Linked DNA regions of Mus musculus: regions 1, 2, 3, 4, 5 and 7 are each linked to region 6. Evidence: chromatin loops called from intact Hi-C (ENCODE). Cell type or tissue: left cerebral cortex. All regions are shown on one strand. Region 1 overlaps Ncam1 (neural cell adhesion molecule 1). Region 2 overlaps Ncam1 (neural cell adhesion molecule 1). Region 3 has its middle 130 kb from the start of 2310003N18Rik. Region 4 has its middle 150 kb from the start of Gm25633. Region 5 has its middle 110 kb from the start of Gm25633. Region 6 overlaps Ncam1 (neural cell adhesion molecule 1). Region 7 overlaps Ncam1 (neural cell adhesion molecule 1).

Evidence for each region. Hi-C counts contacts between places; a loop is a spot of excess contacts. Peaks named below come from ENCODE experiments on the same cell type or tissue, not always from the same donor. Only the 100,000 strongest peaks of a DNase experiment are listed, where the experiment ranks them.
Region 1: it touches region 6 in a loop (2.3-fold over the local background); 3 of 42 quality-filtered maps call a loop at or near these places.
Region 2: it touches region 6 in a loop (4-fold over the local background); 5 of 42 quality-filtered maps call a loop at or near these places.
Region 3: a loop joins it to region 6, with 2.2 times the contacts of the local background. A loop is called at or near these places in 2 of 42 quality-filtered maps.
Region 4: it touches region 6 in a loop (2.7-fold over the local background); 4 of 42 quality-filtered maps call a loop at or near these places.
Region 5: a loop joins it to region 6, with 2.1 times the contacts of the local background. A loop is called at or near these places in 6 of 42 quality-filtered maps.
Region 7: it touches region 6 in a loop (2.8-fold over the local background); 2 of 42 quality-filtered maps call a loop at or near these places.

The regions. Positions count from the first base shown.
Region 1 is chr9:49,738,249-49,742,248 of GRCm38, reverse strand. The region is part of intron 1 of Ncam1 (neural cell adhesion molecule 1); the gene reads left to right. Among named protein-coding and RNA genes, the nearest start is that of Ncam1, 59 kb to the left of the region's middle. In left cerebral cortex, no CTCF peak of the experiment used is centred here; a DNase peak (open chromatin) is centred at 2,075; H3K27ac peaks cover 913 bases.
Region 2 is chr9:49,526,848-49,530,847 of GRCm38, reverse strand. The region is part of intron 13 of Ncam1 (neural cell adhesion molecule 1); the gene reads left to right. All of the region lies in intron 2 of Gm11149 (predicted gene 11149), which reads right to left. Among named protein-coding and RNA genes, the nearest start is that of Gm11149, 11 kb to the right of the region's middle. In left cerebral cortex, a CTCF peak has its summit at 1,730 (motif pointing left); DNase peaks (open chromatin) are centred at 1,685 and 3,258.
Region 3 is chr9:50,099,563-50,103,562 of GRCm38, reverse strand. No RefSeq gene overlaps it. Among named protein-coding and RNA genes, the nearest start is that of 2310003N18Rik, 130 kb to the left of the region's middle. In left cerebral cortex, no CTCF peak of the experiment used is centred here; DNase peaks (open chromatin) are centred at 473, 2,028 and 2,308.
Region 4 is chr9:49,972,350-49,976,349 of GRCm38, reverse strand. No RefSeq gene overlaps it. Among named protein-coding and RNA genes, the nearest start is that of Gm25633, 150 kb to the right of the region's middle. In left cerebral cortex, no CTCF peak of the experiment used is centred here; DNase peaks (open chromatin) are centred at 1 and 2,100; H3K27ac peaks cover 436 bases.
Region 5 is chr9:49,933,975-49,937,974 of GRCm38, reverse strand. No RefSeq gene overlaps it. Among named protein-coding and RNA genes, the nearest start is that of Gm25633, 110 kb to the right of the region's middle. In left cerebral cortex, no CTCF peak of the experiment used is centred here; DNase peaks (open chromatin) are centred at 1,692 and 2,070; H3K27ac peaks cover 875 bases.
Region 6 is chr9:49,794,065-49,798,064 of GRCm38, reverse strand. The region is part of intron 1 of Ncam1 (neural cell adhesion molecule 1); the gene reads left to right. Among named protein-coding and RNA genes, the nearest start is that of Ncam1, 3.0 kb to the left of the region's middle. In left cerebral cortex, no CTCF peak of the experiment used is centred here; DNase peaks (open chromatin) are centred at 808, 1,115, 1,507, 2,017 and 1 more place; H3K4me3 peaks cover 1,940 bases; H3K27ac peaks cover 1,671 bases.
Region 7 is chr9:49,656,391-49,660,390 of GRCm38, reverse strand. The region is part of intron 1 of Ncam1 (neural cell adhesion molecule 1); the gene reads left to right. Among named protein-coding and RNA genes, the nearest start is that of Gm11149, 140 kb to the right of the region's middle. In left cerebral cortex, a CTCF peak has its summit at 1,882; a DNase peak (open chromatin) is centred at 1,748; H3K27ac peaks cover 498 bases.

The sequences.
Region 1 (4,000 bases), 56 kb after region 6:
GGCAGTTGTATTTTCATTACAAAATTTCAGTGCGGTAAAGATATAAGATATAGGACAGAGAGCTTCCAAAGGGTGGTACAGTGAACAAAATTCTCTGTCGGTCTCTGTCTCTCTTCCCCTCTGCAACTCTGTCTTTCTGTCTGTCTCTCTATCTCTGTCTCTCCCCATCTGTCTGTCTGTCAGTCTGTCTCTTTCTCTGTGCATTTGTGTGTGTGTGTGTGTGTGTGTGTGTGTGTGTGTGTGAGAGAGAGAGAGAGAGAGAGAGAGAGAGAGAGAGTTTCAAATCAAACCCTCCTGTCTATGAAGTGTGTACCACTGTACCATTGAATTACTCCTCTGACCACCTGTGATTCTAACTGGGGGAATAGGATGCAGAGCACGTTTTGTTCCTTCCATGTTCTAGCTGTCCATGAGTAGAGTCTGTCCATGTGGAACGGCCTGCATGAAATGTGATATCTGCCCATGCTTAAGGGGAGTGACATCTCATGTGTCATTATGTCAGTCCACAGCACCCTCTGTGGTAGTCTGTGGTCCTTACTGAGAGCAAGCTAGAGCCTGCTTGTGTAGGTAACACAAAGAGATATGTACAGAGACTGCAGGAGTGTCTACAAACTTTTGAGAACTTTGAGTTGAATCTCTTGCTGAACTTCAGTGCTGGTGATAAAAGTTCTCACAGAAATTGTTGCCTATTCTTGGAAGCCTTGCTCATTTCCTCCCAGTAATCACCGTTTTCCTTGATTTCATCTCTGATTTCCTTTTTCTATCCATCCTTAAATGTTGGAGTATATTGGCTATTGTCTCTTCTTTTTCATTCTCATTGGATAAAGCATGTGTACACCTGTAACAGGCAGCATCACCTACTTTCTAGTCTTTGTGTAGTCAACTGCCTTTTACATGTAACAATCTGTAGTTTCCACAGACACCTAAATGTCATATACCTACATTGATGTTGGGAATTTGTTGGTACTTCCATTATGTAAAACAGCATGAGACCAAAACTTTCCAAGAGCTGCAAATAGAATTACCATATGATCCAGTAGTCTCAATATTGGTTATATAATCAAAGAAATTATCATATCAGATATTATCTTCATGCCTGTATTTTTTGGCAATACTAACAATAGCCAAGATAGAGAATCCACCAAAATGTTTACTAATACATAAATGAATTGGAAAGAATGGGGCACATAGTACCTGATATGTATTCAACCATAAAAAGTTGAAATTGTATCATTTACAGAACACGGATGGAAGTGGAAGATGTCAGGCTAAGTGAAATACAGAGAAAGATGAACACCACGTCTTCTTACTCATCACAATCTACAAAAAGATGATTAAATTACAATACTATCCCCTGTCAATATGTACAAATACAATACATCAAAAATAACTGTTTATATAAGTCAAGCAAAGCAAACAAAAATGTCTCAACTCGTTTCACATGGAAATCAGAAACATTTGTAGAGCCATGGGCAGAGTTAGCTACAGTAAGCATGGAGGCTCTGTAGCTGAATGGAAACTAACCCATTACAGTATCTTAGCACTCATAACACAGAGACCATTAAGGCAATCTTAATATTGAAACGGTACAGAGTGGGTAACTTTTTGTGGTAATAAAAAAGTGAACTTTGATGAAAATAGTTTCACACGGGTCAAATACAAAACTTATCTGCTTCTCCTCTCCTTCCACTCCTTAACAAGAGTCTAGCATGTGCTTCAATCTGTCTGCATTGCCTATCTCTGTGAAGGCGGGAGTCTTGGACTCTTATGTCTCTGTCATTCATCACCTACTTGGCCCAGATTGCTTTCGTCCCTCCTACTACTTCTAGATTATGTAATAAAAGGTGTAACATGGCACCTTTTACTGTGTTTGACTTTCCACCCCCTTATTCTGACTGAAGAACTTCATTCATTTTCCTCTATGTCAGGACATAGACAGACACTTTATGTCCTTGGGAATCAAGCCATTTCTTTTGGAGACAGCTATGCAGTTCGCTAGTCTCACTGATGCCTCCGCTGTCTCTGTGATTTCAGCAGGATCTGTCTTTTCTTAGCACTGGTCTCGCTGTCTTTCTGAAGTAGCATGAAGTAAGCTCCCAGGATATTCTCATTACGTTTGTATCCTAGCCTTGAATATTCAGCTTGTCTACAGACAGTAGCCTGATGTAACTGGAAGAACATCAGACAGGCTGTTCCTGGTGGGAGGAACCACGGGATTCAGCTCATGAGTAGGGTGCCCTGAATGAGGGTGAAGTTTCCCACTCACCCGCTTAGCTGTAGGGTCTCAGATGCTCCCAAATAAGGCTACCTTGTTTGTACCTTACTTTTGAAGCATTCTTTATATTGAAAAAAGGTTTATTTTATAGACTATAATGAACCTTTAATAGGGAAGGAAAAGGAAACCTCAGAGAGATGGGGATGCCTCTTTGTTTGTTCGAAGCCTGGCCTTGCTCTTCTCATTGTAGAGCTTTGGGGATGCAGGTCTCCTGCAGAATGATGCCTAGTGTTGAAAGCAATTTTGAGATGCTTAGAATCAAACCCAGGGATGCACTTATGCTAATAAACAACCTCCTCCTGAGTTGCACCCCAGTCCTATAAAGTATTCTCACACATATCTTTTTATTGGATGTTTTATTTTGCTTCAAGTGGTTTTTATTTAATGTATGCTATTACTATTGTCTTAACTGGTGGCTACTATTACTCATCTACTGCTAGCTTGTAAAGTGAGAAATGTTTCAAAATAAAAGTCATAACAGTAATGCTAATGAATGATTACCACATGTGAGCATCTGTATTAAGTGCTGTGTGTGTTTGAATGGCTGCATTGACCCAGTGAAGCAGACATTCCTATGCAGGGTACCATGAATGTGATGGTACATTCTTGCTTGCTTGACGTTTGTAGGCACTCTTATAGGGTATACAGTATTGGTTATTGGGATGTTCTGATGGAAATGTTTGATTCAGGGTCTAAGAATAAAGAAGATGTTGTAGAAATATGTCCTGGGCACAATTTAGATGTTTGATTCTAATTGGAAACAGAATTAAGGTAAGACATTCTTCAGATTTGGGGATGGTGGCGGTTAAGTCAGGTAGTAGTTGATATAAGAGAGAATTTTTTCAATTTTTCCTAAACCTGAGAGTTCATTGGCTTTTAGGGACTACTGTGGATTTTTCTATGCTTAAGAATTCAAGAAAGATAGTTCTTATTGATGTATTATATCAATTAAAGCCCCGACAATATCTCTTTTATGCAAAAAGGCAACTAACAATGTCATGGTGATCTTCTAATTGTCATGACAGTGAATAAACTGGCTCATGCAGGCTTACCCAAATTGTCATTTGCATGGTTATTGTGTTATAAGAATAGTGTGGCTTTTAAAACCCTGCTAGAGACAGTTTGACTCTGCTTGGCTGGGATTCAGGACAATAATGGCTTTTACTAGACAGTACTAAAGCCCTGGCATAAAGGTAGAGAATTAAATCAAGCTACAGCTGTAGAACAGATCATTTCTGTGCAGTCGGGAGCCAATGGGGAGCCTGGTTATGTGTTAGTACAATGAGCCCATCACTGAAGTGCTCAGAGGGGTCTGTAAAAAGTAGCTTGCAGTAGTATTTATGTAATCAGCAGAACTAACAGAAACTCATAACTGTGATCCTGGTGTTAGTCCATTAAGTCCAAAGGAGAGCTTAAAGATACATGGAGATTAAGTGTTTTCTGACCTCAGTTACTTCAGCTCACATAATGTTCTCAGTGCAAGCACACTGGCTTACGACGACGGTCAGTGCAGTTTTGGCAGGCATTTCTCATGGATAAATAATGTATTGATGGTTTATGCAGCTAATGAAAAGGAGAGTGCATTTCTCAGTGCCAACTGAGGTGCTGAGTTCTCGGTATGTTCTTATTTGTCCCTCTTGGGCATCTGTGAGGATCCCCAGCCTCACAGGAAGACAATGCTGTGCTTGTCTCATGGCTTGTGGGATGAAGGATTGCAGCCCAAGT
Region 2 (4,000 bases), 270 kb after region 6:
CCTCCTCCCTCCATTCACAGTCACTGAGGACTTCCTCTTTGTAGCTGTGGCAACATGACCCTAAAGCCAGTCCCATTTACACCCAGACTCCTGGACTTGCAGAGGAGGCACCTTCATCTCCAACAATGACTTGTCTCATATTTTACGTGGTATGCAACGAAATAGAAAAGTCCCAAAAACCTTGCAAGCCACAGTAATAATTTGATCTATGTTAAAAGTTGGTATTGAATCTGTCAGTCTTTGGAAAGAGAATATTGGAAGTTTAAGATTACTAAATCTTAAAGATTTTGGGACTCCCTGCCCCAAATATATTGACTTTTCTCTCCTTTAAGTTGGCTTCCAGCAGGGGTAGACATCTTTCAGAGTCATGGTGACTGCTAAATGGTTAGTGGTCTAGAAAAATAGCCCCTGGGACTTCCCTGTAGGATGCTAAGTGTATGCAGATGTTGAAGTTTGAATTTGAAATTTGATGAGATTTTTAAAAACAAATTTGGCTATTGCAGTGCACTGCTGTGATTCAGGATAAAGTGGAGCACAGCATTGAAACTAAGAAATTTGTTCACTCCTGAAGAGAGGTCCATCTTCAGGAGTGGTCAACAAAACCCAAAAAAGGGAGGAGGGATAAGAGAAGTTAGCGCAAGTAAAATTTATAGAATAAGAGAGTGAAGCTTTTTAAGGGCAGCTCCCACCTCCCTCCCCTGGTCATTAGTAAGGATTTAAGTGACTTGGGCCTGATTTCAGATGCTTTAAATAAACTAATAGTATCGCTCTTGTTAGTGGATCGTACATAGAACAGCTGATGAAGTCAGGTGTTTCCCCATTCCACTCTCTATCCATCTGCTCCTACCCAAAATCGCCTGGGATGCTTTTAACAAGTACCGGAAACTCTGCCCATCAGCCAGACGCTATTTACTATGTTCCATCATGAAACACTGAATGAAGAGAAGAGAGGTTAAGGCAGGGACTGAATCCCATCCCCCATCATCAAATAGCTGTGGTGGAGAAGACACTTAAGTCCCTACCACAGGGCAGCAGGGAGTGAATTTGTTTGGGTGAGCTGAACTCTGCATTATGCAAACTAAGATTCCCCTACTGCCCCACCCTCACCCCTTCCCATATATCCGAACCTTTAGCTTGAGGTGCCTCTGCAGAGAAGTAGCTTTATAGGCATTGTCCAAGGACTATGTAAATGGGACTTCCGGTTTCCCACCATCAGCATGAGTGTGACAAGCCCGCTCCCCTGTCACTGTGTTGCATGTCTGAGCATGGCTCCCTTCACACCCTTTCATAATGATCTTTTTTTTTTTTTTTTTCTTCTTTAGCTACTGACCCTGACTTGTGTTAGGCAATGCTGGTTCTGACGAACTAAATTCTTTAACACCCACTCTTCCTTCTTAGATTGAAAACATCACTAACCGCCCCTTCCACGCCCTCCTTTATTTTTATTTTTTTACAGCTGTGTGTTTGGAGCCTCGGCCTCTGACAGGTCGACACAGACTTTCTATTCTAATTGCCTTTGTTCCGAAGGATCTCGCACCCTGGCGGCTCCCAGGGTAGAGAGGTAGCTGTAGCCAAGGTCCTCAGAGAGGGGCAGTGGAGTATTATCAGCCTGAAGCCTTCGAGTAGGGACCGGATCTCCAAAGGTTACCAGTGTGAGGGCAGGAACATCCCAGTAGCCCACTTAATACCCACACCAATGTTCATGAACTAGTGAAGTGTGGCGCCTCCTTGTGGCTCAGAAGGAGTAGCAGCGTTCACTCGGTCATAGTTATTTCTGTCCTAAATTCTTCAGCCTGGATCAGCCCCACAACCACAAGCGAAACCTTCATGGTCAGTTTTTTTTTTTTTTAAGGGCAATAAAACAAATATAATTGGTCAATTAATCCGTTGGTGCTTTCATGCCACCCACAAGAATGGAATCGGTGTTTTTGTGGCTCAGTCTGTCAGAGTTCATTTGTTGCTGTCTAATTTGCATTTTGTCATCCAAATCCCTCCCTCCTGCTCCCAACACACATTCATAATTCCTAAGAGAACTGGGCAGGAATGGACTCCGCACCAGGTGCCTCAGTGAGCTCGGGTCCCCCCGAAGTTCAAGGTCAACCTTGGGTCTCTGCTAAGACCTAAGGAACTGAGACTGGAGAGACAGCAAACCACCTTGGTTCCATTCCCTGTACCAACACGGAAGTTCACAACCATCTGTAATTCTAGCCTTAGAGTATCCGATGCCCTGGGATGGCACACATGACATTTGTGCAGGCGAAATACCCATACCCATTTTAAATAAATAAAACCCCAAACTGGCCACATCCCTACCCACATATTCCATATTCCCTGAAGTCAGGGACTCAGGTGGCAAAGGTCAGGTCACCTTAGCACAGACATCTCTTTAACTCTAAAGAAAAAGGCCACTTGTCTCCAGAGACCTCATTTGAGATGAACAGTGCCGAGTACAAATTGTCACCTTCATCTTTAATATAACTGAGCTAAGCTTTAGAAGTATGGGAAATCCCGGGAGGGACCCCAGAGGAGTGTCAGGGAGAGTTATAAAGACCGAGAGCAGACAAAGCCTACCTCACATTAGAGTTATTCATTTGATATCTCTAGCTAAGAACTCCATTTCAGGACAGAGAATTAGTGGCCTAATCACTCTAAATCCTGATTCCCCAAGGCAATTTGCTAATCCCCAAAGGACCTGTCAGTACTGTTCCTTGATGGAACCGTAATGTGTCTGAGCTGGAGACATGAAACAGGCTTCCCATGTGAATAGGGAAATCATCCCATTTTGGACTCGTATAAAGAGGCATAGAATAAAAAAGGTATACCCAAGGTTAAAATTGCCCGAAGAAATAACAAGGGAAATGGGAATTGGGATAAGCAAAATATTCCGTGTTTTTAATTCACAACAACGATATTTGATAGTAAAAATTCTAGATTTCAACACAAACTCTAGACCATTCAGTAGTTATCCATGTGTAAAGCTGAGACTGCAGACCTCTGTGCAGATAGATCTGTTTGAAAGAGAAGGCACAGTGAACAAGGGCTGAAGAGTCGGCTCAGTTAGTTAAGAGTACTAGTACATTTGCAGATGACCTGGGACAGTTCCAGTCCCCACACTGAGCAGCTCACAACTGCCCGTAACTCCAGCTCCAGAGGCTCTGATGCCCCCTTCTGACCTCTGTAGGCTCCCGCAGACACACAATACATACATAATTAAAAATAGACATTGAAAAATGAATGAGCAAAGAGGAGGCATGGAGCCCTTGAAGGGCTGTTTGTCCCTTGGTCTTTCATGCTCAGCACACTGTTGGCACTGGGCCTCCCGGAGCGGGGCGGGGCTCCCGCTGTCCCTTCACAGCTCAGAGAGGTTTCTTCCCCAAGCCCCAGGCTTGCTGTGGTTTGTGTTGTAAAGATTCTTCCATCTCCAGAGCCCTGCAGATGAGAGGGAAGGCACGCGGCAGACTTGGATTTAAGGAAGGGCACAGAAGCCCAGTAATTCCACAGGAGGAGCCTGTAATCTCCAGGGCCAGAAATAACCATTTCAATTACGGTTTCTTAAGAGGGCGCTCAGCAGCCTGCCTATGGTGTATCTGACAGGACTCGGCCTTTTTCATACCATTTTCTTCCATGCGTGTATGGACTTATGGTCTGCTGGAAAAAAATATCAGAACTGCCCAGAGCATTTGTTATTGGTTAAGGTTTATTTTTAAAGTAGCGCTGTGTTCAGCTTTAACATAAAATATTTGAGAGGGAAAAAAAATTGAATCCTAGATGAAGCTAAACTCAAAAGGTATAATTAACCCCAGGGGTCTTCTTAAAGCAACATGCCTATTGCTGATGAATGGCAAACCAACATTTACAAATAATTACAATATTGGTTTTTCTGAAATTGCCCATAATGATTTCAATCACAGCAGCAGCCACCCCAGAACCTTGGGACCCCCTAAACCATTTCCTCTGCTAATGTGTTCAATTAAGCAGTGAGCTTCTTTAATGCCGAGGG
Region 3 (4,000 bases), 310 kb before region 6:
AGCAGTCAGTCCTCCTAACTGCTGAGCTACCTCTCTAGCCCAGTGCCTGATGGTTCTTTTGTCCACAGCACCTATAAGACTAGTAACATCTTTTTTTGTGTCCTATTGCCTAGCACAGGCTACAACCAGCTAGAAAAACCTCAATAAACATGGAGCAAATGAGTGAATGAACAAATGGATGACTGAATGACTTCATGAATGCCTTTGCCCTCATTTGAGTTTCTTCACTGTAAGACACTAGTCCAAAATAACTTTGCCATATGCTCTTCTTTATAGCCATGGGAAATGAGAATACTCAAGAGAATCTCACCTCTGTTGACTTCTCTTTTTGACCCTGAAACAAGACTCCACTGCTGATCTCTTGTGCTGACCTCAGTGGTGGCACATAGGCAATAACCCTTTAGAAGACACACATTTGTCCCCATGTTTATCCTGCCTACTCCCCTCTCAGATGCAGAATCCCCTGCCTCCAGCTTGCATGCTAAAATTGTCATCTGAGTCACTCCCATCTCTGCCTGATGGCTGGAGAGATCAGTTCAAACACTCTGAACTCAATTTGCAGTGCCCAGCAGGGAGTACCCATTCATTCAGCCACTGCATAAAGTTGTCTTTCCCTGTGCTTGCTGGAGAAGACCAATTAAGCTTTTGCTCTGGAAAAAAAAAGCTGCAGAACTATTCACACACAGAAAGGGTCTGTCAGGACTATGCAGATGACTACTCCAGCAGGGGCAGAAGAGTTAAAAGAACTCTAGAGAGTTCTTCGATGCACCAGCTGGCCCTGGCCTCTGTCAGCTTCCTAAGCTTAGGCTCTGGTCTCTTTATAGTCAGTCTCCTATGTTTATTTTTTTCCCTATCTCTAACACAGATCCTTCACGTCACCATTGTTTTTATTTAGAATCTCTTACAAAAGTCACTAGGACAGGGCTTATCCTTGACCAAAGCATACACTAGGACTTTGGACTCAAAAACTCTCCCATTCCCCTTCCTCTTGAGTCCATTGTTCTCACTCCCATCCTGACCTCATACACAAAATGCCCTTGAGTTACCTAGGCTCTATTTAGGAGGAGAGAAATTAGCTTACCCCATACATTACTGACTGAATACTTACCAATCACCTAGGGACCTACTTATCCTGTAGGTGGAGAGCAGAAGGATAATGCATATGCATGGCTCAAAGGCTCACCCCCCTAAAAGTAGGACATAGGACACAGGATGCCCACAGGATATTTTGGATCCAAGTAGATTTCTATCAACTCTACCTAGAGTGTCAAGTCAAGGTCTTAGAATGGTGGCACTGGTAGGAAAGAATGAGGCCGCCTAGTCTCTCATCTTCTTGTCACAGGTGAGGAAAATGGTTACTGCCAGAGTTGGCATTAAAATCATCTTTGGCACACACTCACAATCCCAGCATCTAGGAGGCACAAGAAGCCTATGTTCTTTATACTGTGCTAATTCTTAAGCTCATTAAGCACCTCCTAAAGGTGTACCAAGAACCACCCTAAGTTTTTACAGGTTTGTATTCATTTATTTAACTTTCACTACTCTGTGGGGTAATCACTTTCTTTATTCCCTTCTTGCAGAAGAGGTACCTGAGGGCCAGCGAGACTCAGACTCCTAAGACTAGGAGCGAGCAAGAGACAGAGCATTTGCCTTCTGTGTTGCACTGCATCCACACAGCTTTCCCACTGTATTTCCTGGACTCCTTTGGAGCCTCACTGTTAGAGCCATGTTCTACCCGTTTTCCTTCTTTGTCTTCTCACTACTAAACTTGCACCGACATTGCCCATTCAGCCTGCACTAAAGGCCATCAAGACCTCATAGAAACCCATTATTCTAAGCAGGAAGAGCCATCTTGCCTGACGGACCAGCCTGCCTGCACCAGACTCATGAGGCTGGCGGTCAACAGAGCTGTTATTGAAGCTAGACATGGGGATTCCCATGGCCTTCCTTCAGTCCCTACATGTCTGCGATATCACAGAGTCCCTCCTTCTTATGACATCATCCTCACTTCCCAGCATCCCCCTTTCACAACATTCTCAGCAGCTCTAAATAGCAGTCACAGATCATTTCACCTGCCAGGAAGAAAAGAAATTAGACATGAGATCCAAAGGAATACAATTATTCTCTAGTTCACAGAGTCAAAAGCTATCTTTCCCCATCCTCCCTGCCTTTCTCCAAAAGACAGTCCATTCTGGGGGCACTTTATCATGTTGCTTCCCAAGGAAGAAGGTGGGATTTTTCACCAACTCTTCTTCCTCACCACACATCCATAGCTTCTTCTTGGGACCATAGCCAAGTTCCTTCCAAGCTGAAAACTCCCACATGCACATAGTGTCTCAGCTCAGCTATGTTTTGTCTAGAGTGTGTGTGTGTGTGTGTGTGTGTGTGTGTGTGTGTGTGTGTGTGTGCTGTATAGTAGGGAACCTTGAGTTGATCCGTCACTGGGATCAGAATATTTAAAATATTCTAAATGTAGGCACAGGCTGGATGCTGGCACCAGATTCAGATAGGCTGCTCTGTCTCCCTAGACCCAGAACAATGAGGCTCTTGGAGTGGCCCAGGCATCCAGAAAGGGGAATACATGGTCATGGGCCCAGTATAAAATATTCCTGCTGGCTTGATTGTATTTTGCAGAAGGGACATTCAAATCTAGATCTGGCCAGGAAGTCACATAAGACTTGTTGTTCCTCAGCTTTTCCTCATTACATGAAGACCCATGGCATTTATCAAGTGCTGCTTTGTCCAGAACCGTGCTTGCTACTAAGCTTTCAAAAAGGAAGAGGAATCCTCAGATTCAAACCCTTTACAGCACTGATGCAAGACCAATAAGCTCTATTATTTATAGATAGTTTGGTATTCCACCCCCTGCCCTGAAACAGAAGGATTAGAAAAAGTAGTTCATGTCCAATCTGGTGTACGCTTGGTCTCATCCCATAGGGCAGTCCTCCTTTTATAAAATGCCAGTACCCCAGGCAGACGATGCTCAATGTTACATTATTCATCTGTCCTCTTACTCCTCTTCAAAGACAGAAGGAGGGAGTGGGCTCCATGAGACCCCTTGGTAGAGGAGGTCATCTCAGGTCCTTCAAGCTTCTTTTCTGTCTTCCAGAGCCTTGTTTTTTATCTCCTGGTTGTTTTCTGTTCTGTTACTGTCTTAGGCAAAGTCTGTTCCTTGTGTAATTTTTGATCCACATAGTCTATTTCTTTGAGGTTGGCTGCAGACCATGTATTCCACTGGTCATGATGGACTCAGTCATACTTTGGCTTTGCTGGTGCTATAGACCTCTAAAAATCAAGACATGACTCCCAATGTGCTCAACGTGAGTGGTGGAATCCCTATCTTCCAACTTGCCTATGCTGACCTGCCATAGAAAATTCCACAGAAGAACCCCTGGCTACTTCTAAGTCCTGACCTCACCTTACAGAAACCTAAGATGGCTCAGTCAAGTACATCTTCAGGCCTTCTCGCTGCTTATTCATTCTGGCTTGCTCCAGCTTGCTGAGTTGTTCCTAGGTCTGCCTTAACTAACATCAATAGTTTCCTAAAGGTTCAGAATGGTACATTATTGACCCATTTATCAGCAGAAACCCAGTTATAAATTCTTTAAAATGTTGAGTTTCAAATGAATGAATGAATGAATGAATGAAAGAATGAATGAATGAAGACAAGTTGTCTCCAAGTTTCTGAAACCCCACATAATAAATCCTAATTAATATCTGATTCATCTAGAATAACAAAAAACCTAGGATAGCAAAAACTCTTCTCAAGGATAAAAGAACCTCTGGTGGAATCAACATGCCGGACCTAAAACTGTACTACAGAGCAATTGTGATAAAAACTGCATGGTACTGGTATAGTGACAGACAAGTAGACCAATGGAAGAGAATTGAAGACCCAGAGATGAACCCACACACCTATGGTCACTTGATCTTTGACAAGGGAGCTAAAACCATCCAGTGGAAAAAAGACAGCATTTTCAACAAATGGTGCTGGCACAAC
Region 4 (4,000 bases), 180 kb before region 6:
GCACACTCAGCCTCGGAGCTCCCGGGAGGGAGGCTGTGGCTGGTGCCAAATGCAACTCAGTATATGCTGTCCCTGCAGCTCAGGGTACATCCTTGCCCTGGATCTGTGGAGTACAACTCTGGATCTAACACCATTAAATTGGTGCCTGTTGGGACAGGTCAGTAAGTGCCAAGCTGCAGGGAGAGTACACAGAAGGTTCTGCTCCGCCCATCTACATACCTCAACTGGACTCATTTTTGGAAGCCAGCTGGCAGGCATCCCTTGCCCTTCTAGAGCTTTCTAAAGCAGCTAAGGGAAAGAATGACTAGAAGATGGTTCCCTTAGGATGCAGAAAGCCTCCTTCAGCAGTTGGATTATACACAGAGGAGGTGGGAAATGAGGAGGGAGGTGACTTGAGATTCCGAAGGATAACTTTTCATTCCTTCCCCCGTTTCTGAATGGAGCCTGTGTCCATCTTCCTACTGAGGCTGCCGTCCTTCCAGCATGGGCTCTGTGTTTGTATGCATGTGGGTGTACATGTATGTGTCAGGGTGCACAAATGTGGGCGTGGCCAGAGGACAACCTCAGTTGTTATTTCTCAGACACCACCTATTTTATATTTTTTATATTTTATTTTATTTTATTTTATTTTATTTTATTTTATTGAAACAGGGTCTCTTACTGCACTGGAACATGACTAGTAAACTGGGATGTGTAGCCAGAAAGTTGTTGCAGTTTGGTCTGTCGCTATGTATTGTAATGCTAAATTCTATACCCAAAGGCCTAGGCTTACCAGTGACTTCTCACGGTTAGCAGCTTTTTGTTGTGCAAACTTTGTTTCTCGATTTAAAACTATTGGTTAAATCTAATTGGCTACAGCCAATTACTGGAGGTATTAGAGATAGGTGGTGGGTTTGGAATGACCTGGTTGGAGGAGAGACCAAGAAGGATGGAGGAAGGAGGAGGAGGAGAGAGGAAGCTGCCATGAGGGAAGATGGCCAATGAGCACATGGCCAGGAGAAACAGCAAGTGTCTAGGGGTACACTACTGGGGAGCTAGCCAGGTCATCAGTTAGAAGGTAGACTAGGGGTTACCCCCCCTCCCTGGCCCCAGTAATTGTCAAAGCCAAATAAAATAACAATAGTTTGAGTCTCATTTCTTTGCAAGCTAGTTAGGGATAAACTTAAATTGCTTGTACTGCACACAAAGGCCTGGGATTCACTCATCTCTGCCTCTCCTGGGCTGGGAGTGCACATGTGTACAATGGCTATTTGCTGTTGTTTAATCTGTCTCTATCGGGTGTTCTATGGATGACAATCAGGACCTCCTGCATATAAGGCAAGTGCTTTAGCAGCTGAGCTCTCTTCTCCAGCCTCACCTGACTCTGCTTCTCCTTCCCAATCCTTCGGCAACCCATAGTGTTTGTTCCAGTGAAAGGCTGCTACGCCTGGAAAGTTGTGCATTGGAGCCCTGGAGCATACAGTCCTAGCACTTAGTGTCCTTGGCTAAAAACCCCTATCTGATCGGCCGTAGCTTCTTCTCAGCGTTTAAGCAAGGGCTCTAAAATCATGGAGGAATGTCCTGGGCCTCCTCACAGCAGGCTGTAGAGGAAGCAGGTACCTCCTGAAGGTGGCACCTCTAGCATGACCCCACGGCAGATGAGGGTCTGACTCCTCTCTAGTAGTCATTGCTCATAGTCTTGACTGACTCTCCAGGGAAAAGGTAAAGCCTTGCCATCTTCATGATCCCAGGCTACCTCCAGCCAGCTCCAGGACAAAGACCCAAAGACAATTCTCTACTTCTCCCTGCCACCTAATAAGTGCATGCGAGCACATTCCAGGTAATGACTTCCTTGGAGCCTGCGGCCAACCCTTGTCTCATCTGAACAAATTTAGGATTTGAAAGAGTCACTCTTTTAAGGAAAAAAAAAAAAGCCTTCCTGACTCAATGGAAAACATCTTTAAAGACTGTCTAGCTTAGTGAGATGCTGGGTCCCGTGGAAGGTTGCTTGGAGGGGTGCTTTCCAGTTATAGATTCAGCAACACCCTCTGTAATCGCTGTGCTCAGCCCACACTTGTGGCTACAACCCGCCAAGCCCTCCGTCCTGGGTAGGAGCTGAGCAGGGCTCTGTGGTCATGTTTGTTCATCTCTTGCACCAAATTAATGGCACTCTCCTGAAGTGGAGGCATGACTCAAGCCCAGGAAGGCAGCCAGAGGCTTTCAGAGCCACAAGGACTCTACTTCACGTGTATTCTTCTCCAGCTGTGGCCTGGGGTCAGGAGCAAAGGCAGTAACACTCTCTTTATTTACTTCACTAAGAGAAGGGAGATTTGGTGGGGAGAGTCTTTTTCCCTTCTCAGAGCCCTTTGGAGATGTCAGGTATAAATGGAGCCTTGAGATGGCACCCACAGGCAGCATACTTTATCCTAGCCTCAATGGTGTATGTTACACAAGCATCTGTCTGCTTTGGACATGTCGTTCCTAAAGGATAGGCTAATATGAGAGAGAGAGAGAGAGAGAGAGAGAGAGAGAGAGAGAGAGAGAGAGGAATGGTGACGTCAGGGTCAAATATGAGGTGACCATGTCAATGTTCCATTCTCTGAGAACTTCAGCTCCCTAATTACCTCGCAGGAGCTGTTCCTATACCTTACAGGGCTTCCATATAGATTAGAGTAGGGTCTCACTGATGCCCTACAGCACCTATGTCATAGCTTAGGGTAGAGGTGACTCTTCAGGAGGCCTCACCTCCACAGCTGTATGTGAGCATGCCTGACTGAAACTCAGTAGGCAGGAATAGATTCATGTTGTTCTAAAACATAGATCATATCATTTTTTTTTGTCCCACACACGTATTAGCTTCCTCTTGGTCTTAAGTTTAGTCATCATTGATAAACCATGACAGGAAATACTTATCTTTTACTATCACTTTCCCTCATTAATCCTATAACCCAATTTGTAAGAATCTAGTGGAATATTTTGCCAAAGCCTATCAGCCCATTCCCAGTCTGGTAGCTCTTGTGGTTTCAAGGGCACCAGAAAGAAAGAAAATCTTCAAGCCAGCCTGGGCAGATTTTCATGGCCTGAGCAGTATGCTATTAACTCTTAATGATCAGAGTGTTAATTATCATTAGGCCCAAGACTAAATCTTCAGGCCAAAGCTGTTGTAGTTGTTATTCAATTTCTGCCAGAATACAATGTTCATATCTTTGTAGGATTTATTTATATGTTTAATCCTGGTATCCCTTTGTTCCTTGGTCTTACAACACCACAGTGTCCCTTTATGATCTAATTTTTCTAAGAAGTGAAGGGGGGTTCTTAATGCTTTATTCTTTATCATTTATCTACACTATTCTTTGTCTGTCAGTATAAACCCCTGTGTAGGGCAGAGATAGCTCCAGACAATCTAACTTTGTTGCTGTATCTTTTCCTGAAGGGGCATACCATATGTGGCCCCAATCTTATATGCCACATAACTGCCTGAGTGTAAAGTAAGAAGAGGCTCTTAACCTGATCTGCTGCCAACGTCTCTAGCCCACTGAGTCTTGTTTACCTTTGTAAGTTTACCTTGTTCTGATTATCTTGCTCCTGAGTAAGTACAGGAGCAGATGTTCTAAGAATATCTTGATGTCAGAGTCTCATAAAGAGATCTCTGGCATCTTTATTATAGTTACAACCTCCAGGGCATAAGGAAGACCTTCAGGTAGGCCAGATAAGGATATCTCCCTAAAAGCTGGAGGGGTGGCATGTTTAGGACTTGCCCGGGGAAGCTTAGGGCGTGTTCCTGGGAGAAGGTATAAATGATTCATAACACATCTCCCATCAATCCAATATCTCCAAGTTGTACAATATTAAAAGCCTCCAAGCATGCAGCCTGTGGAGGTCATGGCGGAAAAGTGGAAGACCTCAGGACAGGGATTATGTCACTTACCTCAGCTTTGCTGGACCTTCATCAAGCAGCTGTGTTGGTTTTACGGCTTTTGCTGATTCCTCTAGATATGGCTGTGCCAGACCTGGGTGCAAG
Region 5 (4,000 bases), 140 kb before region 6:
TAACTTAGCCAAGACTAATTTACTTTAAGCCATCTTACAAAGAGGGTTGGAATAACTATGGGAAAATTATCCATTTAATGAGATAATGTGCTTCTCTTCCCAAATCTCTGTTCTCAGTGCAGGCCTTCACAGAGCTGCCATGCAGACCTGCTTATGAGAATTACTCTGAAAAGTGTAACTTTTTCTTCCTTCTGTTTACCCTTTTTCCTTTCCTTTTGTTACTGGCAGAACCTGAGCCCGCTCTTCTGGTACTTTGCTCTTTCTCACTCTTCCTCTGCAGCTCTCCGCTCTGTCCTGCCTCATGGATGCTTACAGAAGGCACAGTGGTCTCTTTTCTGCCCTGGGGCAGAGTCCAAGATCTCCAGCTTGTTTGACCTGGAGTTTCTTTTCGAAATTTTAATAAAATTGTTTTTGAGTTTCCTTTTGGAGTCCATTCTTAAATAGCTTTACTAGTGAGACTAAGAATCCAAAAAATGGTACTTTCCCAAAATTTCAGGTACCAGTATTCTTACTCTGGGAGATTGAGAATCTAGTAAAAATTGCATCTGCCTAACAAGTCTACCACTATAACCCTTCTTTCCATAAAGCCCCCTATATTCCCAGTCACCTTGCCACAATCACTACCCTTAGAGACTTGAGAATTTTGCTTTTCGCTTGTTTCTCTACAATTCTTGTATCATTCTTGTTTAGAAGGCACCATTCTTAGTCTACTTATTGAGCTTCCTATGGAGGGTACACACTTCAGTCTAATATATATATATATATATATATATATATATATATATATATATATATGTGTACATTTACATATATGTACACACATATATACACATACATATATGTACATATACATATATGTACATATATACACATACATATATATTGTATGTGTATGTATAATACATATGTATATTGTATATCTGTAGTATATTAAACATTTGAATCTTTTTCCCTTTTTAACCTGTCTTATGCCGTGTGCATTTTAGATATAGACATTATAATTTAAAATAGGGGAGGAAAAAAAATCCTCTCCCTCTCTCCCTGTGGGCCAGGGCAAATGCAACTCATGTTCCATGATTTGGCCCAAGCTTCAGTCTCCAATCCCATTTTCCCTGGCGTGTGGCCCCACCGCCATTTTTGATAAAGTGTTTTCCTATTTGGTAATTGTTCAACCTGCAAAAGCCCTATCAGTCAGCTCCCAGAGGGGAGACATATGAGTGACATCACAGACCCTGAGAGAGATCTTCATCGTGGGAACAGAGCCACAGAGAGCAAGTTCTGTGCTCACACTCCAGGGGCCTGATTTATCTACTGTTCTCATTCAGCAAAGGAGAAATCTCCACGTTCAGAAGATCCAAGCCATCAGAACAGTTAAAAATGTTCCTTGGTGCCAGCGCAGAGTTTAGGGTCCAGGTCTTGGCAGCAGCAGATATGGAAAGCCTACATCTTGGGAATCCAACTGCCCAGTCAGTGACTGTCTCCTGATTTACTCAGGGGTGGGGAATTGGAGACACCTGGTATCTTTCCTCAGCTTCCAAAAGACTTTTCCTCTCCCTCTACTGTTGCTCACTACAATGCCCCCTCCCCCAGTGCTCTCTCAATTCAATCTAAGAACCGCTCTCTTTGGATCAGAGAATGAATTCAGGATCAGCCCAAGGGAGAGATGCGTTAAAACAAGAATATCCATCTGGCTCCCACAGAGAGATGAGGGCAGGGTGGGGGAGGTGTGGGCTCATCCCATTAGCCCCTCTGCAGCAGGGACCCCTCCTCATCCCCAGGATCTCCATTGTTACACAAACGAAGTCCCTGGTACTAGAGTGTATTGGATGCAAATTGAATTAAGTCTCCATCTGTTATTCATTGCAGAAATGGGACTGATTTTCCCCCTTTCCTTTTCTGATTTTTTTTTAACTCTCCATGTTTCATACTTGCTAATGAGTGGATCTAATAGCATTAGGACTATGGGCTGGAGGCAGCTCTGCTCAGACTGGAGCCTTCTTACACTCCTCGCCGCCCCAAGAGACACACTCCCCCTCCCGCCCTCCTTTTGCATTCCTGCTGCCTCGGGCCTCCTAGAAAAAGTACCCAAGCTGTTGATTCAAAATAGATATTCATTTGCATGAAATTAGCATGTTGCTCATTTAATTCTTCATTCCACCCCCAGTCCCTTCATCCCAGGTCCTGTTCGGGATACAGACTGGCCTGGCTAGTGCAGGGAAAGAGCCCTGCACTTTAGACAATTTCTCCAGGAGCAGTTTTAGAAGAGATGTATACATCAGGGCTGAGGGCAGCCCAGGACAGCAGAAGGAAGCAGATACCTGTGAACCAAAGCTTTCATCAAGGTTTTGCCGCTGTACCTGTTGTTAGCATCTCTCTTGGGAAAGCATGATTGACAGGGTGAGAGCCAGGGAGGTAAGTGGGGTGCTGTACAATAGGGAGAGAGAGAAATTGAGAAGATCTTGGAAGGGAAAGAAGCCACTTGCCCCTGGGATCCAGGTTGCATTGCTCCATGGCTGAGAATCAAAACCTTCAATACAAATGACAAAATCAAGATTGTCTATGAAGACAATACGTGCATTTCCAAGAGATCTCATACAGGGATACTAAAGATAACAGATGGACTGTACTCACTCATGGCCATAGTATTTGTGATCTCTGAATTTAAACCTATCAGCACTTTGATCTCCTCCCTAAACCTGAACAATGAACCATCTTACCCATTTCATCACAAAGAAGAAATTTTGTGTGTGTGTGTGTGTGTGTGTGTGTGTGTGTGTGTGTGTGCACGCGTATGTGAAAGTCAGAGGATAACCTACAGTATCTTTCCTCAGGCACTGTAATGACTTGTATTTTCTTTTGTAAATGAAACTTAAATGACATGTGTCCCCAATAGCGTCACACATTTGAGCACATGTCCTAGTTGGGGTTACTGTCTGGGGGAGGTTATGGGGCCTTTAGGAGGTGGAGCACTGCTGGAGGAAGTAGGTCACTAGGGTAGAAGCCTTCCAGTCTGCTCTCTCTGCTTTGAGTTTGGAGTTGGTGTTAGGATAAATTGGAAAAGGTGGGCGTGCCTTTCAAGGCCCCTGCCGAGGTGTGCCAAGAAGAGATTATTCCACACAACAGATCCAATGTAAGAGGTATATTGGGGGTGGGGCAGGCAGGTGCACATGCCTGATTGTTACAGTTGGGGAAGTGACCTCTCAGCGTCCTGCTCTGGCAGCTTGCTGCCACGCCCTTTCCACCATTACTGATGCTCACTCTGGGACCTCTGGGACGAGAAGCTAAGATAAAGTCTTGGCTAAGTTGCTTTCGGCCATGGCATTTTATCACAGCAATAGAGAAGTGGCTGATACAGGGAGACAGGATTTTAAAAATTGTTTGACAGTTTCATACATTCATAAAGAGTGAATTTCGGTCATTTTCACCCTTTCATACCCTTGTGGTCCCCAGCCCTTGCCAGCTGGATCCTCCTCAGTAGGCCCTCTTCTACTTTCATGTCTTTTGTGTGGTGTGGTGTGGTGTGGTGTAGTGTGTGTGTGTGTGTGTGTGTGTGTGTGTATGTGCATGGTGCACACACAGAGGACAAAGGACAACTTTCCAAGAGTCCATTCCATCTTTCCACCACACATGTAGATTCTAGAGTCAGAATTTAGACAGCAAGCCTCTAACCCACAGATCCATCTCCCTGCTCTGGAACAGACTTCTAAAATAATCTAAGCTGCTTCTATAAGTATCTTGGCCACTGACACCCCGTGATTATTTCTCCAAAACAAAATACTAATAAACAGAGATTTATAAAGAAGAGATACATTTGGCTTACAGCTCTAGAAACTGGCAAGTCCCAAAGCATGACACCAGCAACTGTCAATGCTTTCCTGCTGCATCATAAGAAGACAGAGGACAGCATGTGACAATTACCTTACAAGAAGACAGAAAAAGTGTTCCAGGCTTGGTCTCACCTTTTCTTCTTATAAAATCAGCATTTCCCACCATACTAGGC
Region 6 (4,000 bases):
AGTTTTTCATTTGCCAAATTGCTGGGTAGTTGCAAAACCTGCCCTCGGCCGGGAGCACGGAGGGATGGGAGGGTCCAGCGCCGCGTTTTGACAGGAGGAAGTGCAGAGGGGCGGAGGGTGAGGAGGGCGTGATCGGGGCTGCCTGGTTGTGTGTGTGTGCGCGCGCGTGTGCGCGCGTGTGCCTTTACACGCACCGAGAGCCTAGGGTTGCACGGTGCCAGCGAAGAATGGCAGGTAGCCAGCTGCCCAAGACACCTCTTCCTTTCTCTGGGCGATATTCCTGATCCTGGCAAAGTGTGAACAATGGGGAGCTCGGGAGAAAGACCGTAGCGACGCTGTCGCGGGTGGCGAGGGCTGTGCCACCGCCCAGAGATCCTTAGCATTCGGGAAGGGGGCGCATTGCATTTTGGCTATTTCCATCTCGGCTTTCCCTGGAAAATTCCTCAGTGTGCCCACCCTCCCTTCCAGCTGCTGCCCCTACCCCACCCAAGGATTTGTGCTTTGGCGTCCCAATGGACTGGGAGAGGGGGAAGCAAAGGGCACTGGGGCCGCCGAGAGCTGGGTGGGATGGGCCGACAGCTGGGGCGGGGGGGGGGCGTGTGCTGCCAAGCACCAGCTGAAAGCAGGCTAGGCGGAGGAGACCGCGCATGGCTGTGGCTTCTGCCTGGTGTGGCTGTACTGGTCCAGATCTCTAAGCCTTGGGTGTGGAGCCCACAGAGCGGCCCCGGGAGCACCCAGTGCGCCCCCCTCCGAGGGCAGCAAGAGAGCAGAGCTGGGCCACCGCCTCCAGCCAACTCTGATCGGCGACCAATCAGAGCGAGGCTGGCTGGGCGGGAAGCCGCGAGAGGCTTTTATTGCGGCGCGGGTGGCGCCCAAGCTGCCAGGATGGTCCCCGGGTGTTCTAGCTTAACGGTCTCGCTCGCCTCCCGTTGGGAGAGACCCCGCCCTGTTACTGCCCCTAGCTGCACGGCCGTTTTCGAGGACGTAAAATGGAGAAGGATAGGCCCTGGGACATCTCTTGGTCCAGCTAGCTTATTCTCGCCCACTCGTGCTTCTTTCTTGGCGCTTTGGAGCATTCAGGCTCCCTGTCCATGGCGCACAGTTGCGACGGAGCGCTTCGCTTGCGAGTGCAGAAGACAGCAGCTCCCAAGCTGTGTCCCGGAGAGCAGACGCGCCTGCGCTGACCCTCTGGCCAAGGACTAGACGCTGGGGTGGAGGGGCGTGGCGGGGTGTGGTAGGGCGTGTCTTGACAGGGCGTGCCAAATGGGTCCTCGCCACCACCAAGCCCTGGACTGGCAGAGGCGTGCCCTTCCCTGTGGTGCTGTGGGTGACCTCCTCTTAGGGTGTGTTTACTGAGACCATCCTTCTGGATAGCAGCATGACAATGGAGACCTAATCTTCCATGATGCGTCTTTTTAGGATCTCCTTGTGGTCTTCTCCATAATGGAGATGGGTGTAACCCTCAGTGTTCCTATCCTGGTGGGAGCTGAGGGAGGGAATCCTACAGTGGCGTGATACTGGATGCTCAGGCAAGACTGGCATCCTAACCAGTGTTCCCTGGAACGAAAGAATCCTTATTCTGCCCCTAAACCCAGGCGGCGAGGACGAAGAGAAAGAAGCACATACCAGCCTGTTTAACAAAAGAAAGTGGTTTTACAAAGAGAATTTTCAATTAAAGTATTGTTTTAACCAGCTTAAAAAAAAATCTAGAGAATTCAGACCAAAGGGTTTGGAAGGATATAAAAGAAGGATATATATGAATATCCCCCGTCATTAAGCTGCAAATGCTGTAGAGTATCCACAGACAATGGTATATATAATTCAAACTCTGTTATTGGTGAGCATGAGAATTTAACATATAAGAAACGCTATCCATAGCACTCGTTAATAAATATCCTGGTGCATAGCAAATGAATCAGATGTTGTAGGTGTCTTCTGCCCTTTAGAAATAAAAAGGCAGCTTGCATAATTGCATAGTAAATCTGAGATTGTGGAAGCAGCATTTGTTGCATGCTGGCTGGCTGACTGAATTCTGTGCTTGAACGATCTGGAACCACGTGCTTAGTTGACAATTTTAGTCCTTTGCTAGTCGAACCTGAAAAAGTTAAGGATTAGGCAGCACTGTTTTTCTAACAAGATAACACCAGACTTAGAACAAAGAGCAAATTTAGTACAAAAGGAAACATACATAAAATATACCTCATATCCCTTGCTAAGCAGTTGAAGATGCTGTTCAAAAAGGTGTATTGGGAGAGTAATTACACAGACCTCTATTCTTTTGACATTGGTTTTCATTTACAAGAGGAAGTGTAAAATTTGGACAAAATTTAAATGACTGTAACAAAGCCATACTTATACAGAAAACCTTTCGCCACTCACAGCCTTTTTCAAAAACATGCTGCTGTCCATAAAGTTTAGCTAAAAAAACATTGAGATTAACTTAGAATTCGTTTAAATTGTAACAAGACTAAAGTCAAATGGAGATTATAATCTAGAATTGTGGAACTATGGCCCTCTTTTTATTTAAGTTGCTGTTTGGCTATTTGGGGACAGTATCCCTTAGTGGCTTAGAACTCAATATCTAGACCAGGTTGGCCTTGAACCATTTTAGAATCCTCTTGCTTCAGCTACAGTGCTGATAGTACATCCATGAGCTACTAAACCACTTATTTACGTTTTTGCTATTTCCACTACAAAAGCCCTGAAAATCTCTCTGCCCTGCTAAGTTTTCACTTATCCTACACTGACAGCAACCCCACCTTCCTGCTTCCACCAAGAGATTAAACTTGGTGCCCTCTCTCTAGGTACCTTCTCCTCAGATACCTTTTGTTTTAGCAGTATCAGGAGACAAGCAGAAGGTTGTGTCTCAGAGCTTGGCTTAATAAAGCAGCTTTTTCCAGATCTACCCCTGGCAATTGATTAAACTAAGGATGTGTTCCTTGAATGGGTCAGTAGTTCTCTAAGCTTGATCAAAATTAAAGTAGATAGGCTCTTAACCAGCAAATGGCCTAGTAGGTACAGCACTTGTCATCAATGCATTCCCAGAACTCACGTGATAGAAGAGAGGACTGACTCCTGCAAGTTGTTCTCTGACCTTCACACATATGATAAAAATACATACATACAAAAAAATCAAAGCAAATATCAAGAATACCCCCCCAATACAAATCCCCAACAATACAAGGAAAATTAAGGTGTTGGCATGTTATTAATAGACAGTATAGTTATAGACTCCAGTGAGGGAGAAATTAGCTACAGGGAGCCCTAGCCTCTAAGAGCTTTTGAAGTGATTCCCTTTGGAGTATACTTATCATTAATTGAATTCTTCTGATAGGTAATCTATAACTCAATGTAAATAATCTCTAAATTTTCCTGTCACTGGGAACAATGTCTTAATTGCCTTTCAAAATAAATGGCACCATTTTGTCAGACAGACTCTAATCTTTACTGTGACAGATGTTTTTCTTCATGCCAGAACTCAGTTTCTTAACTTATAGGCAGCATTTGTAAACCTTACATTGCTTGAGATATGGACTTTGGGATTTCTGGTGCAATCACTTCTTCTTCTTCTTCTTCTTCTTTTTTTTTTTTTTTTTTTTTTTTTAGATGATGAAAGCTGTATTTGTAGTAGCTCGATGAATTCCCCCACCCCTATTTACGTCATCAGTATTAAAGCACTGTGGCTTTTCTCCAGATTTGCAAGTTACTTCGGTGCTGCTGGCAGACCTCCAGATATGTTACAGTCTTTCTCAACTTTGTGAGAAATAAGTGGCTGAGTACCTGTTGCTGAAGGACATTTGAACTGTCTGTGACAGTCTTTAGTCTGTGATGATAGAGACCAGAACGAATTGTCAAGGAGAGAAAGCAGGGGTTGCACCTGGTCCCATCTATCTACTGAAACAGTCTAGCTTGGGAGGAGACAAAGGCTGGTGCTCCTGTCCTACTAATGCTGTCGAATGGATAAACAATGCTTTGTGGTGTCAAGATAAATATTTAAATG
Region 7 (4,000 bases), 140 kb after region 6:
TGTAAAAAGAAGCCCATCTCTTCTGCCTCAAGTGTGAACAGAATATGTACACATTGCACATCTTTGTCTCAGCAAATGAGCCTTAATAGTTCATGTGCCAAGAACACATTACAAAATTGGGGAAGAATTAAGTATCTTTTGCTAATGCTCTCTGAACATACTTTAAGGATTTTTTTTCCTTTTTAGTCATCTGCAAAAGCCATTTGAAAATAGCATAAACTCTTATAATTTAGAAAACTGGTGTGTTGTACTGTATATTGTATACTCATATGCAAGTGATTTTCAATATGTCATGCTCTCTCCTATGTAGAGCCATTCAAAAGAGGTTGTGGGAAACGTGGGGTATGACAATTGACACTGTTGTCTTGACTGAATGTAGAACCACCCAAGAAACAAACCTCTGGATGTGTCTGTAAGGGAAATTCTACATTGTGTTAGCTGAGATGGGAAGACCCACCCTGAATATGGTATCATTCCATGGGGCTGGGGTTCTAGACTGAAGAGTACGCAGCACGAAAGGCCATCCCTGTCTCTGCTATCTTTCTGTAGCTGCAATGTGACCAGTTGGGTCCCATCCCACTATGAATCGCTGTGCCCACAGAACCTGTGAGGGAAATAAAACCACCCCTCTCTTAAGCTCCGTTTGTCCCAGTGAGGAGAAAGGCACCATGGGCTTACAGATGTCATCAGTTTGCCATGCTTCCCTTGGCTTTAACCCTAGCATATTCTGAGCTTGCACAGAACACATCCTACCACAATCCCAGCATCCAGCATGTAGAATGGCACCATGCTGACACTTCTGCTTTGAGCCCTATTAGAATGGCTGTGGCAGTGCTAGTGACCCTCCAGAAATTTCTAGGTGAGGATTTTAGGCTTTGGGGGATAATGAAAATTATTGATTTACTTCAAATCTTGATCCAGCTGTATCGAATGAAGATACAGTCATGTACAGCATAAAAATTTAAATTAGCAAACCACCCTCAGGCCCGGCAAAGCCCGTGCCACTTATGAACCCGTGAGACTCAGCTATTAGTTTATAGCTGGAATGGAATATGAAGGCACTGACCTATGAGAGTCAGATAATAATACAAAGTACTTGATGTCTCAAATCAGGTTGGGGGCAGAGTTTCCAATGCCCAGCAACCATAAGTAAGTATTACAGGCAACTCTTTACTCCCCATTGGCTAGATCATTCTGATTGCTTAGACCTGGGGGCAATTAATAGCAATAATTGGAAGAGAGGATATGCCTTAAAATGCATTACTAACTTTTTATTTTTTTTAGTTTGAGTATCATGAGGTTCTGCTGGTATTGCATTTTATCCTTACATAGTCCTCTGTAAATAAGACTTTATCACGTTTTTTTCCATTCAAATCTTGTCTTCCGTGGGGTTTCTTTGTATCACGCTATCGAGGTACACAGCATCTAAAAGTGTGGGGAATCATTTTATGCTGCACTCTCTGAGGGCCTTGAGCATGGGTTCTTCGGGAGTGACTGTGCTGGGGAGGAGTTTTGCTTTTGTTTGGCTGTTATTTCAGCACCAATGGGTAGATGAAGAACCTGAATGAGCTCACACTATTCTCAGGCAGTTACCAATTACACCTATTAAGAAGCCTTTAATGGGAAAGAGTGTCTTGGACTTAGGCGGAAGTTTTAGCTGGGCCAGGTCTCTGATCTGTGGCCTGACAAAAATCTCATTTATAGCCTTTGGTGTTTGTCCGAGTAAGGAGATGGACTTGGGCCAACCCAGGGCCTTTCTGAGGGAAACTGGGCTCTGCGTCCAGCCTGTGGCTGTGGCACAGAGAACGGCAATGAGCTAGACTTGGAGAGGAATCAGGCAGAACCAACCACCAAGTATCAAGAAACACTAACAGGACTGGGGTGTAGCCTAGTGGCAGAATGCTTGTGCAGCAAATGGATAGCCCAACCTCTGACCTCTAGCTATAGCCAATAGGGAAACAGTAGCAGGGGACAGGATGGGAGAGAAGTGCACAGGAAATTCCTCCAGGCACATGGGCAGGTGAGGCGGAAGGACACCCTTGAAGCAGCAAATTCTTTACAAATTGTGACTGACTGAGATCAGAAGGCAAGAAGAAGACTGGGAAGGTGGCTTTCAGTGAAGTGAGTCCTTTCCAAGCACAAGAATCATACATACTTCAATTCTCAGAAGCCCGTAAAAGGCCAAGCATGGGGCTTGCAATTCTAGCATGTGCATTCTAATCCCAGCACTGTGGACGCCAAGACAACAGGATCTCTGGGACTCACAGGCCAGCCAGGCCAGCCTACTTGGTGAGTTCAATGCCTGTAGGAAACCCTATGTCAAAGAGAAAAGCTGTATAACACCCCGAGGAATGACATCACAGGCTGTCATTTAGCACTCACACAGAAATGCATGGCAGGAATGGAGGTCATTTTTGGTGGTTTTCCAAACATGTCACCATTCCCTATTTGTCACCTACAATTCAATAGGTGCCCTGGTGACAGAAACATGGCCACGAATTGTTATTTACATCTGTGTTCTTACTTTTCCTATAGTCTTCATCTTGGTTGTTCTTTAACAAGCGTTGTTTCATTATCCCAGGGAAATACTTAGGGAACATGTGTGAACAGCTCATTATTGTAAATTCTTATCACTCATTTTCTAAACATACTTTGTCAAGGGAGAAAAACAACAAACACAGGAATGTAGGAAAGTGCTATCGAAACTTTGAGCAACTAAACAATTCTGTGATTTAGAGTTAATAAAGACAGCTCTGTCCTGAGAAGCCCTGCTTTGTCTTGTTCCCTTCCATTCTTTTCGATGATTTTTTAAATGATGATCATTTGGAAGTGTTTGGAAGAAGTAATTAGTTATTTGATCTTGGAATCCTGATAAAATATGCTGCAGATTTGAGAATCAGAAGCCACAGGGTCACATTCTTCCAGAATTATGTATAAAGGAAAAGATATTTTAAAAAAAAAATCAGACATCTCCATTTCTCTTGACCTGCTACTACCCCCTAAGAACAAATCTAAGTTCTTTCACAGGGATCTGGCAAGCTCTGGTTCTTTCCCTCTCTGCCATCTCTCCCTGTTCTCCTCTTCTCTTACTTGTCTCCGGTCACATGCACATACTTTCCAAGTCCATAGATATTTCTGACTCTTTCGTTTTGGAAGACATTTGTGCTTTTTTCCCTCCCTCTTTGAAATTCTCTTTTCCAGCTCGACATGACTAGGGGTCTCCACTGGACTAAAATGTCCGTCTTGAAGAGGGCTCCCTCCAGGGCGTCTCTTGCTCCTTCTCTTCATAGACTGGACATATTCTCTATAACACACATGGTCTCCCATTTCTGTATCTCTACTATTTGCTATACATTCTCTGTCACCTCTTCTACAATGAGTCTCTCATTGAACCTACAGTGCCTTGCTAGATTCCTGGCTCTGTTTTGGTGAACAGAATTAAAATATGAGTTGAGAACTGAAGCAGGAAGCCATGACTCTTTGAAAATGGAAGAAATCTGTATAGGAAAGAATCTAGAGGCGTAACTGTTGGAGTCGTGTTCCTTTGAGGCACAGAGAACTAGAATGAGCCACCGAAGGACAGATAAGGGAGCAGAGACATGACTCAGCCTAGTGGGGGCTTCCCATAAAAGTCTCTTGACATGAATTTGATTTCTCAAACCAGCAGAAAGGCAGGAGGATAAAATAGACTTCACAAAGTTGTCCTCAACTTCCACACAGATGCCTTGGCATGCATCCCACCTCCCAGTAAAAGTAAAAACTAATTAATTTTTGAAAGATATAACAAAGAGAGAAAACCCTTTCTATGAAAAGCAAATCTAAGGAAATCAAGTATTTAAAGTGCCAAAAATCCAGTGATTGCAGGGTATAGACAAAGTCAATTTAAGTTGTTTTCTTTAGAAATTGTTTTTGGGGAAAAATATTCAAATTTGTGCCGTCACCATAAAATTCAGAGGAGAATGATAAAACACTGGACAAAGGTAAGAAACTCCTTTATGGC